Linked DNA regions of Homo sapiens: region 2 is linked to region 1. A link is a contact called in ENCODE Hi-C or POLR2A ChIA-PET data. All regions are on one chromosome and are shown on one strand. Each heading gives the region's core, a stretch centred on a gene start or an enhancer-like site at or near the end of the contact. The rest is flanking DNA. Distances are from core to core; before and after follow the strand shown. Region 1 overlaps PRPF18 (pre-mRNA processing factor 18). Region 2 overlaps FRMD4A (FERM domain containing 4A).

Evidence for each region. A loop is a pair of places that touch in the nucleus more often than their neighbours do. ChIA-PET counts read pairs that join two places held with the same protein, here RNA polymerase II (POLR2A). Pooled maps may share reads with other maps.
Region 2: a loop to region 1 is called in a pooled map, with 2.7 times the contacts of the local background. The contact joins two enhancer-like sites. A Hi-C loop is called at or near these places in 1 of 168 maps with a recorded cell type or tissue (OCI-LY7) and 2 of 50 pooled maps. POLR2A ChIA-PET finds 5 or more read pairs at or near these places in 2 of 52 experiments (MCF 10A and WTC11).

The regions. Positions count from the first base shown.
Region 1 is chr10:13,630,703-13,637,216 of GRCh38, reverse strand. PRPF18 (pre-mRNA processing factor 18) reads right to left here. Exons shown (of 10, transcript NM_003675.4): 10 at 6,358-6,514. Among named protein-coding and RNA genes, the nearest start is that of PRPF18, 47 kb to the right of the region's middle. Within about 2 kb of position 3,341, at least 10 of the 41 ENCODE cell types and tissues checked have a DNase peak (open chromatin) inside an H3K27ac peak, as active enhancers do.
Region 2 is chr10:13,682,826-13,689,400 of GRCh38, reverse strand. The region is part of intron 15 of FRMD4A (FERM domain containing 4A); the gene reads left to right. Among named protein-coding and RNA genes, the nearest start is that of PRPF18, 99 kb to the right of the region's middle. RefSeq lists a silencer at 2,575-2,694. Within about 2 kb of position 4,925, at least 24 of the 41 ENCODE cell types and tissues checked have a DNase peak (open chromatin) inside an H3K27ac peak, as active enhancers do.

The DNA of each region.
Region 1 (6,514 bases), core at 2,092-4,591:
ACATACCCTATGTCCCAGAAATTTCATACCTTGGTATATATTCTTGTGAATATAAATAGAGAGATGTATATTCACCAAGAAACACATATAAAACATCCATGCAAAAACCAGAAACAACTCACATGTCCATCATCAGTAGAATAAATTGTGAGACACAGCATCAAGACTGAAAAACCACAACTACACACATTGGGGATGAGTAAGTATCAGAACCCCTAAGCTGAGCCAAAGAAGTCAAGCACATACTGTTTGATTCCATTTATAAACAGGCAAATTGTTAAACACAGGCAAACGGGGTTCTTTTTTGGAATGACGAAAGTGTTCTAAGACTGTGGTGATGGTTGTGTAACTGTGAATATGCTGACAACCTTTGTACACTTTAAATGGGTACAACTGATGGTATGTGAATTACACGCCGATATTTTTTAAAAATTATGATGTTAGAAATTAGGACCATGGCTATGACTAGAAGAGGACATGAAGAGATTTCTGGGGAGTTAATAACAATTACCTTTTCTGATTGGGGCGCTAGTTACTTTGTTTACTGTGTGAAATGTTTACTTTGTGAAAAACCTATCATGATGTGATACTCTAGTAATTTTTCTGTATGTATGTTATACTGCCAATAAGAAAATTTACATTAAAAGAAATGTAATTTAGCACTGAGTCTTAGGAAATAATTTTCAAAGGGCCAAGCCACTGTCCTCTCAACAGACACTTGACGCGTAACACTAGACTCCTTGCAACTATTCTTGCCCCAAACCTATCTTATACTTAATTAATTTATTACTTATTTTTGAGACACGGTCTCACTCTGTCACCCAGGCTGGAACGCAGCAGTGTGATCACTGCTCACTACAGCCTCGACCTCCTGGGCTCACACAATCCTTCCACCTCAACCCAAGTAGCTGGGACTACACGTGCGCGCCACCACACCTGGCTAATTTTTGTATTTTTTGTAGAGATGAGGTCTCACCATGTTGCCCAGGCTGGCCTCAAACTCCTGAGCTCAAGTGATCTGCCCGCCTTGGCTTCGCAGAGTGCTGGCATTACAGGCGTGAGCCACCACACCCAGCCAAACCTATCTCGTACTTTAACTGACCTCCCATTTATTTTGTAATACCTTGTTTAATCTTGCTTTATCCAACAATGTGCAACCAGCCCAAGGTGATCAGCTATACATACTGCCAATTTTCTAACAGATGGCTTACAAGTTTCTGTTCTCGGTTCTTCTATGGACGTCTCCTCATTTTAAACTTAAGAATTACATATTACGGCAGAAGTATTTAGCATTTTGAAGTACTGTAGGTTCTATAATCTGCTAAATTTCACACTAACAATGAGAGCCAAGTGTTATCTCCATATTAAAAAAAATCAAAAAAGAATTATAGTCCTTTTGTCCTAGATTCATCTAACAGGTCATTTCCTTCTTTAATTCTACTGATAATTGCTTTAATCGGTGGTTTTCCAAACAACTCCATTAAAAAGTGGGCAAAGGACACGAACAGACACTTCACAAAAGAAGACATACATGCAGCCAACAAACACAAGAAGAAAAGCTCAACATCACTGATCATTAGAGAAATGCAAATCAAAACCTCAATAAGCTACCATCCCACACCAGTCAGAATGGCTATTATCAAAAAATTAAAAAATAACAGATGCTGGTGAGGTTGTAGAGAAAAAAGGAACGCTTTTATACTATTGGTGGGAGTGTAAATTAGTTCAACCATTGTTGAAGACAGTGTGGCAATTTTTCAAAGACCTAGAGACAGTAATACCATTCAATCCAACAATCCCATTCCTGGGTATATAACCAAAGGAATATAAATCATTCTATTATAAAGACACACTCACATGTATGTTCACTGCGACACAATTCACAATAGCAAAGACATGGAATCAACCCAAATGCCCACCAATGATAGCCTGGATAAAGAAAATGTGGTACATATACACTATGGAATACCACACAGCCATACAAAGGAATGAGATCATGTCCTCTGCAGGGACATGGATGGAGCTGGAGGCCATTATCCTTATCAAACTTACACAGAAACAGCAAAGCAAATACCACGTTCTCACTTGTAAGTAGGAGCTGAACAATGAGAACACATGGACACACAGGGGTAACAACACACACTGGGGCCTGTTGGAGGATGGCGGGTGGGAGGAGGGAGAGGATCAGGAAGAATAGCTAGTGGATGCCGGGCTTAATATCCGGGTGATAGGATGATGTGTGCAGCAAACCACCATGACACATGTTCACCTATGCAACAAACCTGCACATCCTGCACATATACCCCTGAAATTAACATAAAAGTTTGAAATTCAAAAAAAAAATCAGTGGTTTTCAAACTGCTGACCACCATACATTAATGAGTTGTCAACCAATTTTGAGGATAACCACCAGCATATTTTTAAAAAGAAACACAACAGATTAGAAAACATAAGAATGTGCCTTGCACATGGTACGGCCAGTGACTTTGTTTCAGGTAGACGTGCCTGTGTACATGTAATACTGGGTCTCCATACACTTGTTTTGAGTTGTGGTCCAAAAGTTTCAAATTCTACAGCTTTTACACTTCTACTTCCCAGGATGGCCAAACTTAGAAAGGCAGGCGCAGACTGCACAGACTGCAACGCTCATGGTTCCTAACATCTCCTAAGTCTGAAAGGAAAAGCAGTTGACCGCAAAGGCAATTTAGTTTTGGCAAGTTGTAAAACTGTGAGTTAAGGAAGGCCAGGACAGCGGATTGCAGGAGTGACTCTTGACTGTCCCGGCCTGAAGCTCAGTGAAAGAGTCTGAGATCACCAAAAGGCAGCTCGAAACTTCTCAGCTGCTCTCATTGGTAAAATTATGTGTTAAGCTTGAACACTGTGAGAAAAAGTTGAGGAAGTTGGTGCTTACAGAGAGGGAAGAAGAGACTCAACAGAAGGAAGTGGCCTAGTGAGAGTGACCAGCAGAGGCAACACAAGGATTCATTTAAGCAAGTTGTATAAAGTTTACAATGGGGGAAAAATAAATAATCAATGCTTTCATGATAAATTGTTCTGATCAACGTAAAAATACATTCTTTTTTTAAATGAGCATGTTTTTCAATATTCTGAATGGGGTCAGCTCACACCATAGCTGCGCGGCTGGCCACACTGCCCTCCCTAGCTATTCCACACCACCAGAAATTATTTTTAAATTTCAAATGATTTTAAAGTTACTGTTAACCATTAAAGGACTAGCGTGTGGTTATAGTTCAGCCAATGGAACTGCAGAGTCTGTGATGAAAACCAGTTGCCATAACAGTGTTCCCATAGCAACCCTCTGGGGACTGGCGCTGGCTCTTGCGCTCTGGACAGCTGGAAGCTCTTGCGTCAATATACCGTGAGAAAGTACTTTTCAGCTCAAGACTCCCAATATGACACCATACCATAGATTGCTATGGGATAAACTTATTCTTTAGGGGCTTCATGGGAGTATACTGGGGGAAGGAGGAGGCACAATCCATTAAGTTGTGTTTACCAGACATGCAGACAAAGGAAAGAGGCAGAGCTCAGCTTAATGCTCCCTTTCATTGAAACTGCCCCACTTCGTTCTACCATCCTTCTGTGTGAAGCATTAACCTCATGGGGTGGGGCAGGGTAGGCGGGGGTACAAAGGTGAGCACATGTGGCTGAAAAGCAGCCAATGATATGAATCCCCAAATTCAAATCTATCAAAGATTTGGAAACACTGGTGTTTTCCAACCTGCTTTCTTTCCGGATACATTATTACTTTCTTTCCAACAAAAAGGTGGTTGCATTTCCAAGTTATTTACTGAGATCAAACCCTAGAGTGCTCTGAAGTGCTGGAGTAGGTCAGGATATCACCAGAAGGCAGAGCTTAGCATTAAAAGTCATACTGCTATCAAGCCTGTTTCCTAGTCCTCTGAGTTCTCACTGAGCGCTCTGGGCCCACAGCAGATCACTAAGTTCCATTCTTAGCGACAGCTGCCTGCCTAGCTCTGGTCTCTCAGGACCGCTCCCTTCCTCCTACGAGATTCGGACTGTCCTTTGTCTCTTTCCACATGTCAATTATCTTTGGCCTTAGCTTTACTTTCCTAATTGTCCCCCAAAGACTGAAATCACAGCCACAACCTCCAGATTGTTGCAGGCTCTATGCTGCAACACTGAAAAATACTGCTCTGTCTTTGCAGTTGGCAATGACACTCCTAGGAAATGCACTATTTACTTCTGAAGGGAACTCAGTGTTTTATGAAATTTGAATTCAGAGACACAACTCTTAATGGATAGGAGTCTGGGGAGGAAGAATGGGAGGAATTTATCTAAGGACTGTGATTGATTTTAAAAGGTATGTCTTCACTGTTTTATAAACAACTACAAACAGAAATACTTACCTGCTGAGCCAAATTTTCACGATTTGGAAATTGGGGAAGGGCATTTTTCTATATATCCTCATGTTATTTGCAGTCATTTGAAGATCTTTAACTTCAGGGAAATGGAAAACTTCTCTGAGGGGATCTACATCTTTGAATGTGCTTCCCTCGAATGGTCACAGCCCTGTGGAACAGGTTCCTTTTTTCTCTAAACCATCTACCACACTGACCAATTTTAGGAGGTACTGGTGTCACATGACAGTTTCTTTATATGGAACATTAACTAACTGCAAAACAGAAGACAACAAGAAATTAATGAACTACTCTACTGTGTGACCTGATGGTGAATACAGAAAAAGTAACTCGGAGAGTACTCATTCAACAATATTTATAAATAGGTCCTATATAAAAAATCTAGATTGCTGTCATATCTTACGAAAGTCTGTCTCTCACTTGCGCTGGTAAGTTACACTAAGCTCTAACTGATTTTTTTTTGCGGGGGGGAGGGGACAGAGTCTCACTCTGTTGCCCAGGCTGGAGTGCAGTGGCACGATCTCGGCTCACTGCAAGCTCTGCCTCCTGGGTTCACGCCATTCTCCTGCCTCAGCCTCCCGAGTAGCTGGGACTACAGGCACCCGCCACCATGCCCGGCTAATTTTTTGTATTTTTAGTAGAGACAGGGTTTCACAGTGTTAGCCAGAATGGTCTCTACCTCCTGACCTCGTGATCTGCCCACCTCGGCCTCCCAAAGTGCTGGGATTACAGGCGTGAGCCACCGCGCCTGGCCCCCTCTAACTGATTTAATAACAAGAAAAGGTTTCCAAATGAGGGAGTGGGAGGCAAGGAACCCCAATTCAATTCCAGACAGCGGACCTCAGCCACCACCATGCATATAACCATCAGAAACGATCCTGTCTAGGCACAGCAGAAGAGCACAAGTGGCCAAAACTGGCTTTTGAACCTCCCCAAGGTTTGAACCTCCCAAGAGGAACCAGAATAGACCGCTGTGAATCTACATCCCCCTACTTGGTGACATCTAGCTTCCACCACATCCCCGGCCCTTCTCAATGCAGAAGTGGCTGAAAGCAGGAACAGCCGCAGGGTTCAGATACAGTAAATGCTTAATCAACGTTTCCATGATTACTGCTGTTGCTGCTAACACCATCATTATTACTGTTATTGTTTTGTGAGGACACACTGCCCCTAAACACAGGGCTCCTGAAAGGGACTCTGGCTTCCCTCTAATGACAACAGTGACACAACAACTAATATTTACGAGCTCTTATTATTTGCCAGTGTGCTCAGCATTCTGCTTGAACACAAAAGTGATGCTACGAAGCATGGACTATTATTACCAACTACCATTTAAGACAACGAAGCTGACGCTTAGAAAGATCCAGTTGCTTGCTAAAGTCATACAGCGAGCAGGTGCAGAGCTGAGATGTGAAGCTGGAAGTTCTGCCTTTGGAGCCCCCGCTCTTACCGCTATCCAGCGCCACCACTCCACCTGCTCCGGGAGCATCCACTCACACATGCTGCCATGTGAACAGAGGCCTCTCGGGTTCTAAAGCATAGTAACAGGTCACAGTGATATCTGAGTATGACATTGTGCAACATTAGAACGAGCCCTCACTGTGGAAAACCAAGGCCAGGACAGACTCTCGGGTGGGGACATCAGTACCAGCACCTTCCTCCTCTGTTGGCGGGTGTGGCTGGGAACACAGTCTGCCCAGGTCTACCAGCATCATCACAATTTCCCCACTCTCCCTGGCATCACAAACCACTGTCCCACCTTAACCTTGATGCACTGGGGTTATTCTGTTTTGAACTTAGTTTGCTATGATGTGCCATCTCTGTTTCTTCAAACTTCTATTTCCTATTAATTGTATCTGTCCTGAGAGATGACAAATACTAAAATTTACACTTCTTGGAAGATAAAAGCAAGCTTTGAAATGCAAGAAAAATAACATTTGAGTTATACCAGTAATAATATTTACATTCAAATTCTATTGCAAGACAGCAAAAGTTCAGCAACATTTAAGGACTATAAAGTTTCATTCAATGGTCCCATGTTTTTGAAATATATAAAAATATTTTATATAAATATTACATAAAAGACAATAGGCAAATTATAATATTTTACT
Region 2 (6,575 bases), core at 3,676-6,175, 51 kb before region 1:
GTGTCCTGCAGTAGTATCCATCTTGTCATCTTTCAATTATTCTCTGACCCTCATCTAAACCCAAATCATGGTGTGTCTGAGCCATGTCACAACACTGTAAGATTTCTGTGGTATAAACATTTCTGCTAGCTCCCAACTCTGCCAGGTACTATACACAGCATTTTACAAAGTTATAGCCCTCCCCCCCCCCCCCCCCCCCCCCGCAAAGAGTTTGTGTACTGCTCATTGATTTAAAAAAAAGACGTAAAATGTTTCTAAACTATTAGTAACTTTGAAGGTGGTTTGCCTGTTTAAGGACACATAATTACCTTTAAAACTACTGAAGTCTAGTACTTGGTATCTGAGGCCTCAGATGCTGAAGAAATGAAGAATGTCATTGATACCTATTAAAGAAGCCAGGCCAGGTGCAATGGCTCAGGCCTGTAATCCCAGCACTTTGGGAGGCCAAGGCAGGCAGGAGTTCGAGACTAGCCTGGCCAACATGATGAAATCCGGTCTCTACCAAAAATATAAAAATTAGCTAGGCGTGTAATTACACACCCATAATCCCAGATACTTGGGAGGCTGAGGCAGGAGAGTTACTTGAGCCTAGCTAGGAGGCAGAGGTTGCAGTGAGCTGAAATTACACCACTGCATTCCAGCCTGTGAGACAGAGCGAGACTCTGTCTCTAAAATAAGTAAATAAATAAAAAAGAAGTCAATATCCATACCTACCAATGCCCTGAGCCACGGATTAGCATTTCAAATAAAAAAGTCAACATAGTTGACTGTAGATTTTGCTTCATTTTTATTTTTTAAACCCAAGATCCGTCACCAGATTCTTTTTTTTAATAGTAAATTTTTTAATTTTTTTATTATTATACTTTAAGTTTTAGGGTACATGTGCACAAGGTGCAGGTTTGTTACACACGTATACATGTGCCATGTTGGTGTGCTGCACCGATTAACTCGTCATTTAGCATTAGGTATATCTCCTAATGCTATCCCTCCCCCTGTCCCCCACCCCACAACAGTCCCCAGTGTGTGATGTTCCCCTTCCTGTGTCCATGTGTTCTCATTCTTCAATTCCCACCTATGAGTGAGAACATGCGGTGTTTGGTTTTTTGTGCTTGCTATAGTTTGCCGAGAATGATGGTTTCCAGTTTCATCCATGTCCCTACAAAGGACATGAACTCATCATTTTTTATGGCTGCATAGTATTCCATGGTGTATATGTGCCGCATTTTCTTAATCCAGTCTATCGTTGTTGGACATTTAGGTTGGTTCCAAGTCTTTGCTATGCTGTCACCAGATTCTTGACAGTCCTGCTCATCACACTGCAGATGACTCAATGGCAGATGATTTCAGCGTAGTTAAAGTGATTGGTTAAGGCTTGAGATCAGGGCCCTGAATCCCGTAGTAGTGATACGCAGAGCTGTCCCCTGTGAGACCCCGTAGACCTGTATTTAAGTGGAGGCCCTTAGAGGTGGTGAACCATCTGAATCAGAGCTGTAAGCCTGTGTTGGAAGAAAAGGAATGAAATTCTCACCTCCCCATGCAGCACTGAGTGGCATTCAGATGGGAGGAAAGTCGTGGAACCCGCGTCCTGAATCCATTTGTGCAGGTGCTCAGTGCCTCTGTTATTGACCACTGGAGGGGGAGCAGGCAGGGTGCATTGGATTCACTCTGCCCTGTGACAGCCCAGTGATTGCTTCCACATTTGTAGCTGCGTCTCTCTGTTGCTTTCACTCCTAAGTCTTCAGGTAACACATTTGCAGAAAGTTCAGGTACAGTTTGAGAGAACAACTATGAATTCAAACCATCTGGTTAAGACATGTTCAGGGTCTTTTAAAAAAAGAATCCAAAATCCATGTTGAAAGAACTTGAATGGGTTTATTCCTTCCTTCCCATCTCATGTTACTTGAAATTCCAGAAAATGTTGGAGGGGAGAAAAAAGGGAATAACAACAACAAAGCAACAATAACTGGGTGTATCTTTGTAGGTGAAGACACACAGCCCATTCATAGCTTGTCTGAAAGTGAGACAGAGCCTGAGATTTGTTCTAAGTGTTGTTTTGGGGATTTGCCATCAGAGAACAGCTCATTCATTCATTCATTTTGTTTTTTGAGATGGAGTCTTGCTCTGTCGCCCAGGCTGGAGTGCAGTGGCATGATCTCGGCTCACTGCAACCTCTTCCTCCCGGGTTATCTGCGATTCTCCTGCCTCAGCCTCCTGAGCAGCTGGGACTACAGTTGCCCACCACCACATTTGGCTAATTAATTTTTGTATTTTTAGTAGAGATGGGGTTTCATGATGTTGGCCAGGATGGTCTCGAACTCTTGAGCTCAAGTGAGCTGCCTGCCTCGGCCTCCCAACATGCTGGGATTACAGGCTTGAGCCACCACACCTGGCCAAGCCATCAGAGAACAGTTCTGATTTCAATGGGAGTTAGGAGAGTTAGTTTTTGTTCTCAGGCTTTTTAAGGAAAATAGCACAAACCCACTTAGGAAATACCCAGTGTGCTGCAGGGACGTGTGGCTTGTTGTATTAACCACTGAAACGAATAAATGGGACTGCAGCATTTCTTAAATGAGATGATGAGGCTGATCTTGGCTTCTCGACTAGAAGTCTAGGGCCATAAACGACCCATTCTCTGTAAAACTAAGGGATATGTTGTGTTTTCAAGTAGGAATTTGGCTGTGTGATTACTGAGATGGCCATTGAGTCATCTGCAGTGTGATCAGCAAGATTGCGAAGAATCTGGTGATGGATCTTGGGTTTAAAAAACGAGAAATGAAACAAAACTTGCAGTCTGTCATTGTACCCTGGCTCTGACACTTTCTGTTCTGGGAGAAAACAGGTTGTGCTAAACATGGGCCTGGCATTGCCTGGGATCCGTCCACATTCAGTCCTCAGCTGTTGACACACTCCCATTCTCTGAATGCTAGCACTTCCTCCCATTGTTAAGGAGTTTATTAATAACTAATGTAACAATGAGAGTGCCAGCTATCTGACATCTCTCCAAACAGAGAGGGGAGCTGATAGGCTCTGTCAGCGTCATGATGGCGGCTGTGTTCAGCTCAGAATTCACTGCCTTGCGCTGATATAAATCACACGACGTTTTTCGGTTTTGTCTTCATCCCTTCTCTTTTGTCCTTCCTCCTTCTCCTCCCTGTATCTCTGTTCCTGGCCTTTTAAAGTCCTCCATTACCCATGGCCTGTGGCCTCTCCTTTTAGGTCTAACAATGGACAGGATTCCAGGGGCCTTAATTTTGGTCATAGCCTCTGCTCTGCCCCAGGGCGCAGCCAAAGTCGGATTGTGCCAGGGTTTGTTTATGCTGGACCGTGTGCCCAGGGAGAGCTGCGAAATCTCTTTCTGGGGAATGGATGGTTCTGGACATGTTTGAGCAGGACTGGCCTGAGTCAAAATTGAGAGGGAGACAGAGTCGTTATCCCTTTCTGTTCTTATTTTGGGGGAAATAAAGACAAAGTCATTTACACAGCTATATTTATCCCCTGAGGTGTTACTAATAAAGGAGCATTTGCCCACTAAAGGGAACCAGGACCAAATGACAATGTATAACCTAAATGAATGACTTTCCAATGATAACTTTTTTTTGAGACAGGGTCTCGCTCTGTCGCCCTGAGTGCAGTGGTGCAATGCTAGCTCACTCCAGCCTCAAACTCCTGGGCTTAAGCGATCCTCCTGCCTCAGCCTCCTGACTGGGTAGGACTGTGATGAAATTTTAAATACTAAAAAGAGATATAACTATCACTTCCCACGAGCGTTTCTCTGTTCCCATTTAGGGCCAGCCCTCTGTTGCAGTGCTCCTTTGCTGGGAGCACAGAATGAGGATGACTGAAATTCACAGTTAACCTGCAAACGTTGGTATTGCAATAGCCTAACAAGCTTGGACCCAGAAGATAGGTCAGCTCCCTCATTTCACAGCCTAAGAAATGGAAACTGTAGGATTTACAAACCATAGTTTCAGCTGGGTATTTTACTGGATGCTGCTAATTTTTTAAAATGAATGTTCAGTTATTTTTTTCCATTCTCCTCTCTCTCTGTTAAATTACATTTGCACTCTTCACCGAGTGCCAGTGAGCCATGGAATCTAGCCAGAAAGCAAAGCTCTTCCAGAGACTCCCAGCCACCATCAAAAGGTGCTTGGTTTTCAAAGAGCTTCAATTTCAATGCTCTCTGAAATGAACTATTTTATTTCTAAAATTTCTAAGCCTGATGAAAAGTTCTCCAAGCATGCATTTTTTCATGTTAAAAATCACATCTAATTCTCTATAACAGTCCCCAGAGATGACACGTTTATCCTGCAGTCTGCAATGTGGCATTATTTCCCGTGGTCTCCTGGGACATCTTTTATGTAAGGAATTCATCACTGAGGATTTGTCAAGGAAATAAATATCTTTTTATCATAAAGAAGAATTCTAACCTTTTCCTCATATTTATTCCTGGGATGTCTGCCAAAACTTTTCCTTACAGCTTTTACTGATCTGCTGGGAATATACCGCCTTCTTCATTTTTTTTTTTTTTTCTCTAAGGTCTAAAGAGACGGATTGTCATTTCCCTTCTTTAGTTCTAGAACAACCGATTCCTTTCTTCTTTGGAGCATTGTTTGCTTTGAAGTTTCCCCTCCTTCCAGAGAGGAAAGCACCCCTTCTCTGTCTTCTGAAATCAGTGGCTGGTCATCAATATCCCCTCTGTGTCAAAAACAGATGAGCCACGCGTGGCTCCTGACAACGTCCTCCTGGCAGAATGTGCGCTCATATCCGGTGCTGAGTCGCCCAGGGTCTTCTGAACAATTGGAGCATTTCTGGCTCGCGGCTGAATGAGGCTGAAAGAGGCTGTCCTTCCATGTGTCTGCCGGCCGGGAGGAGAGCTGCTGTTTGTGCTGCTGGCGTTGCCTCCACATCCGCTCCTCCACACCCAGCTGTCCCCGGCTGGAGTCTGGAGTTCCCCGGCTGGAAGCTGGGAAACCCACAGTGACACAGGCAGTGTCTCCAGGGTCTCAAACAATGTTCATAGCATCGGGAAGTTCACTCCAAAGATTTCCAAATGCCCCCGAAAATGACTTTCTGACTTGGCGTGAGTAACTCCATCTCTCTCTCTGCTTGGATGGGAATTGTCTTTTTAGGGTCAGCCCTTTTTGTCTTCCTCGTTGGCCAGATTATTAGTGAACTAGTTCAATGAAAATCCTTTGGATTAGGATTGAAATGTGCTCATAAGGTCGCCAAAAACAACAGATTCTATCTTTAGTATCATTCAAGTAGATCATTTCCTCCCGATAACTGGGAGGAAAGATTTTTTGCTGGAGAACTGACCTGATGACACTGTTTTCCTGACAATAATTCAGAGGCAGGCTTAACCTTCTCAGAGAGGCAATAAAAAAAGTCACCCAGCTGGGTGCAGTGGCTCACGCCTGTAATCCCAGCACTTTGGGAGTCAAGGCGGGCAGATCACTTGAGGTCAGCAGTTGGAGACCAGCCTGGCTAACATGGTGAAACCCCATCTCTACTAAAAATAGAAAAATTAGTCAGGCATGGTGGCGCACTATAATCCCAGCTACTCGGGAGGCTGAGGCAGGAGAATCACTTGAACCCAGGAGGCAGAGGTTGCAGTGAACTGAGATCACACCACTGCACTCCAGCCTGGGCGACAGAGTGAGACTCCGTCTCAAAAAGAAAAAAAAAAAACTGGATGTGACCAGCTACAATTCACGTTAATTACCCAGTTAGCTCCCGGCTGTGGGTTCCACCTTCCACCTTCTACGGCAACTACTACCTGTCTCATTCTTTTTTTTGTCTGTTTAGAGACAGGGTCTCACTCTGTTACCCAGGCTGGAGCGCAGTGGTGTGAGCATAGCTCAGTGTACTCTCAAACTCCCGGATTCAAGGGATCTTCCTGCCTCAGCCTTTTGGGCAGCTGGGACTACAGGCGTTTACCACCACATCCAACTAATTTTTTTATTTTTTGTTTTTTTTTTTTTACAGATAGGGTCTCGCTGTGTTGCCCAGGATAGTCTCAAACTCCTGGCATTAAGCAATCCTCCCGCCAGGGCCTCCCAAAGTGCTGGCATTAGAGGTGAAAGCCACCAGGCCCGGCCTATTCTTGTGGCCTGCTCTCTTCTGCCTCCCGGCAGGCAGGTCTGAGCACTGGATGCATGTCTGCTGTTCGTGTCTCTCCCACACCACCGTGCACGTGGAAGGGGCTCCAGAGGCTTCTATTAGTCGGGCGTTGTGGCGCGCTGTAATCCCAGCTACATGGGAGGCTGAGGCAGGAGAATCACTTGAACCCAGGAGGCGGAGGTTGCAGTGAGCTGAGATCACGCCACTGCACTCCAGCCTGGGTGATCCAAAGAGCCCCTGCCCTGCTTCCTTCTCTTAGGTTTTGATGCTTGCACTATCACGCAAAGAGCCCCCACTTGGGAGTCGATGTGACTGCTTTCTACACAGGTTTACCAGGGCAGCCCAGCTGAGATCAAGACAGAAAGCTCCTACCCGTGTTGAGTTTTTATGCAAGAGGCAGAAGACAGAATAGCAGAGTTAGACTCCCAGTTCAGCCTCCTTATGACTCTGTGACC